Linked DNA regions of Homo sapiens: region 1 is linked to region 2. A link is a contact called in ENCODE Hi-C or POLR2A ChIA-PET data. All regions are on one chromosome and are shown on one strand. The core of a region is the stretch at or near the end of the contact, and the rest is flanking DNA. Distances in the headings are between cores, read along the strand shown. Region 1 overlaps SLC9A8 (solute carrier family 9 member A8). Region 2 has its middle 27 kb from the start of SLC9A8.

What was found. Hi-C counts contacts between places; a loop is a spot of excess contacts on that map. ChIA-PET counts read pairs that join two places held with the same protein, here RNA polymerase II (POLR2A). Pooled maps may share reads with other maps.
Region 1: a loop to region 2 is called in a pooled map, with 2.7 times the contacts of the local background. The contact joins two enhancer-like sites. A Hi-C loop is called at or near these places in 2 of 50 pooled maps. POLR2A ChIA-PET finds 5 or more read pairs at or near these places in 6 of 52 experiments (A549, AG04450, BJ and 3 more).

Annotation. Positions count from the first base shown.
Region 1 is chr20:49,866,509-49,869,208 of GRCh38, forward strand. The region is part of intron 10 of SLC9A8 (solute carrier family 9 member A8); the gene reads left to right. Among named protein-coding and RNA genes, the nearest start is that of MIR12122, 4.0 kb to the left of the region's middle. RefSeq lists enhancers at 1,242-1,351, 1,592-1,641. Within about 2 kb of position 1,428, at least 2 of the 41 ENCODE cell types and tissues checked have a DNase peak (open chromatin) inside an H3K27ac peak, as active enhancers do; they include GM12878, where a contact is called at or near this core.
Region 2 is chr20:49,784,430-49,787,129 of GRCh38, forward strand. No RefSeq gene overlaps it. Among named protein-coding and RNA genes, the nearest start is that of SLC9A8, 27 kb to the right of the region's middle. RefSeq lists an enhancer at 1,254-1,493. Within about 2 kb of position 1,367, at least 6 of the 41 ENCODE cell types and tissues checked have a DNase peak (open chromatin) inside an H3K27ac peak, as active enhancers do; they include GM12878, where a contact is called at or near this core.

The DNA.
Region 1 (2,700 bases), core at 178-2,677, 82 kb after region 2:
ATTGCCACCACACTTATTTTAATTTAAAAAAGTTTAGCTGTCCTGATAGGTGTGTAGCAACTGCATTTAGATGTGCTTTGGTGTGGTTATTTTTATATTCGCCTTGGGTTCATTGAGTTTTTTGGGTTTATAGTTTATATGAGTTTATAGCTTTCATCAAATTTGGTAAGCTTTTGCCCATTTCTTTATCAATATTTTTTTGTTCCGCCTTCCTCTTCCCCTTGAGACTTCAGTTTACTCCAGTTATGAGAGGTAGCATGCTATTGGCCCACAATATGCTTTGCCTTTTTTTCTTTTTTTCCCTATGTGCTTAATTTTGGTTATTTCCTGTTGCCGTATCTTCAAAGTCACTGATCTTCTGCCATGTGGAATCTCCTGCTAATCCTACCCAGCGTATTTCTCATTTACATATTTTATAATTCATCTACAGCAGATCCCTTTAGGTTATTTTCATTTCTTCCATTTCTCTCTTCATCATGTTCATGTTTTCTTCTATATTCTGGAGCATATGAAACATAGAAATTTCTGATAGCTGTTTTAATGTCCTTGTTTGCTAATTCCGTCATCTCTGTCAACTGTAGGTCTGTTTTGTTGTTGATTTTTCTTGTGCTTATAGGTCACATTTTCTTGCTCTTTGCTTGTTATTAAGTTTTGATTGGATGTCAGTCATTGTGAAGTTTTATGTTGTTGAGCACAAGATTTTATTGTATTCCTTTACGGAGTTCTGGACTTTTCTTTTAAAAACAATTTTTTTTGTGTGTGTGTGTTATTTCTGGACTTTTCTTCTGGCACGTATCTAAGTCTCTTGACATCAGTTTAATCCTTCTTGAGGCTTACATTTAAACTTTTTTAGGGCTGGTGCAGAGTAGCAGGGCCCTAACTAAGGTGTCTCAGGTACCGTGAGCTCACTCCACTCTGGCTGGTGGGAACGCAAACTATTCCCACCCATGTCAGCTTCTGGAATTGTTCAGCCTACTTCTTTTTAATGGTTCTTTCCCCAGCTTCTTGTTTCATCCGACATATTTACTGATCAGTATCAGTCAAAGACTCAAGGGGACTTTACAGTAGATGTCCAAGAGCTCTCTTTCTGTGCAGCTTCCCCGACTCAACAGGACAGCCCTCTTAAAGCCTCAGCCTCAGGCAGTCAGCTCAGCAGGGGGCCTAGGGAAAGAGTGGCCACCTTTGTCTCCCTTCCGGCAGGAATCACAGTCCTACCCTATCTTTTGTCCCATGTCAGAAAATAGTTTTGTTTCATATCTTGTATCAGGTTTTCTAGTTATGTAGAGCAGGACAGTGTTCTGTGTAGCAGTAATTTCTTCAGACGCAAAGCTGAAGGCCCAGTGGTCTCTAGTGACTCAGTTGACAGAACTTTTCTACCCAGTCGCTATCCGGAGTCACACTTGGGTGCTGCATGAGCAGCACAAGGAGGAAGCAGAGTGGACTCACCATTTTCAGGGTTTTGTTTTTCATCGCAGACCAGTTCACCAGGGTAATTCCATCCTGGTGTCTGCCATGAGGTTCCCTTTCTTTACTGAATGTTGGCACTTACAAAAACGTTACCTGTGAGTCATTCGGCTCTAGCCTAGCTATTTTTACATCTGTTTTTCTAAATTGTTCCTCTACCCCCTTGAGAAGATCATTGAGTACCTGTTGGCAAAGATGTGTTTCATGCATCTGTTTGGAATCTGTGATTAAAATAAGGGAGTGTTTTTCTTACCTTCTTTTCAGACTGGCAGTGTTTCCTGTTGAGAGGGGTTTCATTTCCTTAGGGACCTTGCTCCACACACAGCAGTGCAAGCCAGGAACACCAGATCTGCCTCTGGGTGAGGGAACCTGCTCTGTCCGCACTTTGCCTTTTGGGTATTTGTCACGCAGGGTTTTCAGAGAGGGGCAGGATGGCCCTGTGTGGTGTGTGGACGCCCCACATTGCACTGTGAAAGCACAGATGGAAAGGGTGGTTTCTGCTGTCTTCACCTTCCTTTGTGTGCTCCCCTTTTCCTGACTATCACAAAGGACTGATCTCAAGTGGTTCCCAAGACCATGGAGCAGGACATTCTCTTCCTAGGAAGTGGGAATTATTTACCTAAATCCACATGTAGGGAACACAGTTGCTAAGGACTGGGGCTGGATAACAGACAGACTTGGATTTGAATCCCAGCTCCACCTCTTATTGGCTGTGTAACCTCAGATTACAGACTTAACCACCCCATGCTCTACTTCCTCATTATAAAATAGACAAAAGGGCCAGCCTGACGCCTTTGCTGAGGAGTGGGGAGCGATGCAAGTGAGAGTCCTGATGGGGCATCTGTGCCACTGCTGGGGTGGCCAGAAGTCCTGGTTTGCCCTCTGTCTCAATATGATGAATTAATAATATCCCCGTTTATTCTAAAAAATGTCCTGGTATCCACAGCAAATCAAACAGTCTCCCTAATTATAACTCAGCAAGCGTTAGCTATTCTCAGAATATTTGTTCTGACTGTATCCATGTTAACTATTTTTATTGTTCAGTCAAGCCAGTTTTGAGGGCCACTTTGGCCTCTGACACTAAAGATTCAAAGATGAATAGACCCCACTTAGGCAGAGCAGTTAGCGAACACTGGGCTTGCAGGGGATGGGAGAGAGTGACACTCTGTCAAGGTGAGTCACAGAGGAGGGGACTTTGGGCTTGAAGGATGAGTTTGCAAGATTAATCATGAGATA
Region 2 (2,700 bases), core at 117-2,616:
TAAATATATATATATTTATATATAATATTAAATAATATATGTATATATATTTATATATAATATATATATTAAATAATGAAATATATTAAATAATAAATAAATAAATAATTTATTTATTGTTTTGTAGAGATGGGAGTCTCACTATATTGCCCAGGCTCATCTCAAACTCCTGGCCTCAAGCATTCCTTCCACCTCAGCCTCCCAAACGGCTAGGATTACAGGTGTGAGCCACCACACCCAGCCCTCCCTCATACATTCAAATGGCCAACTCCCTTGGCTTCCTCAAGTCTTTGCTTAAATGCCATCTTCTCAGGAAGTCATTTTCTGAACACTCTATTAAAAATTGCAACCTGCCCCCAAACACGTCTTGCACTCACTGTCCGTGTCTCTGCTTAAATTTTCTCCGTAGCACTCATACCATCTAACATACTGTGCATTTACTTGTTTATTTTTATTTTTTTGAGACAGGGTCTCACTCTGTTGCCCAGGCTGGAGTGCAGTAGTGTGATCATGGTTCATTGTAACCTCTGTCTCCTGGACTCAAGCAATCCTCTCACCTTAGCCTCCCAAGTAGCTGGTACCACAAGTGCACATCATCACACCTGGCTAATTTTTGTATTTTTTGTACAGAAGGGGTTTCGCCATGCTGACCAGGCTCATCTCAAACTCCTGGGTTCCAGCGATCCACCCGCCTCAGCCTCCCAAAGTGCTGGGATTATAAGTGAACCATCATGCTGGGCAATTTATTTATTTATTTTCCGTTTCCCTCTACTAATGAATCAGCTCCAGGAGTGCAGGGACCTTGTCTGTTTTCTACACAGATGCGTTCCCAGCACCTAGCACAGTGCCTAGCAGGTATGTGAATGAATGAATGAATGAATCCATGCATGCATGAATGAAGTATCCTTGTACAAACCATGAACCATGTACATGTTAGGTGTCTACAACTTGTCGTTTGAATTAATGAATAAAAGAACAGGCAAGGCGCGGTGGCTCACACCTGCAATCCCAGCACTTTGGGAGGCCGAGGTGGGCGGATCATCTGAGGTTGGGAGTTCAAGACCAGCCTGACTAACATGGAGGAACCCTGTCTCTACTGAAAATAGAAAATTATCCAGGCGTGGTGGCGCATGCCTGTAATCCCAGCTTGGGAAGCTGAGACAGGAGAATCGCTTGAACTCGGGAGGCAGATGTTGCGGTGAGCCAAGATCGTGCCATTGCGCTCCAGCCTGGGCAACAAGAGTGAAACTCTGTCTCAAAAAAAAAAAAAAGAAAGAACAGACAGCACCAACCCTCCTTGTAAGTTCAATATGAGGTTGATCTGAAGCTGCCACCCAAGGCTACTGATCAAAATATCCTTCTAAACAAGTCTGTCCCACAGTCCTGGCGTCTGATAATATGGACAGTCAGGCTGGCTGGCACCAGACTGGACCCAGATGAAGGAATGGAATCAGGCCACATTACAGGGGCAAGAGGAGCCTTGTGGCCAGAGGTTCTAGAGGTCAGCAGCAAGTCATGCATCTGAAGAGGAAGTTGATTGCTGTACCTCAAGCTGAAACAGAAACTGCGGTGGCTAGCAAGGAAGGGTCCCCACCTGTGCGCCTCAGCCCCTTGGCCATTGCCAGCTTCCAACAGACCACAGAGACTTTTGGGGGAAAACTTTTTTATTGAAGTGTAACAGACATACAGAAAAGTGCACAAATAAGGAAAGTGCACAGGGGAGCGATGGCTCGATACATTTTCACAAAGGCAGACAGCGGGGTAACCAGCCCCCAGCTCAAGGAACAGAACATTCCCCGCCCCGGAGAAGCTCCCTTCAAGTCTTTCCCATCCTAAGCGATAACCGTTATCCTGATTCCAACAGCAGTGATGATTTTTGCCGTTTTTTGAACTTGATGAAATGGCAGCACATAACACGTATTCTTTTGTGTAAGACTTACTTACTACAAACTTTGTATGTTTGTAGCAACAGCCTTTTGACCCTGTCTCTTCCTCCATGCCCTCAAAGAGAAAAAGGAACCTAATAATAACACAAAATAAAGCGAAAGCATACTTGCTTGACTGGTTTAAATGTGCCATCTGGCCGGGCATTTTGGAGGCCGAGGCGGGTGGATCACTTGAAGTCAGGATTTCGAGACTAGCCTGGCCAACATGGTGAAACCCCATCTCTACTAAAAGTACAAAAATTAGCTGGGCATGGTGGTGGGCACTTGTAATCCCAGCTACTTGGGAGGCTGAGGAAGGAGAATCGCTTGAACCTGGGAGGCAGGGGTTGCAGTGAGCAGAGATCGTGCCACTGCACTCCAGCCTGGATGACAGAGGGTGACTCCATCTCTCAAAAAATAAAATAAAATAAAATAAAATAAAATAAAATATAAAATAAAATGTGCCATCCATTCTTTCATGCTTCAGCCACCCAGTGGGCTGGAACTGTTACTGCTTCCATTTCAAATATTGGGAGGCTGAGGCACAGAGAGGTTAAATAATTTGCTCAGCCAGGAAGTGAAGGTCTGTATTTAAAGCCAGGTCTCTCTGATCTCCAAGCTCATGTTCTAACCCAGCATACACTCCTTATCAATAAAATGACCATGTATTGAACACCCTCTTTGGACTGAATACTATACTTCAACTTTATGTCCATTGTCTTATTTGATTTTCCCAGCCGTTGATGAGTAATATACCATTATCCTTGCTTAGCAA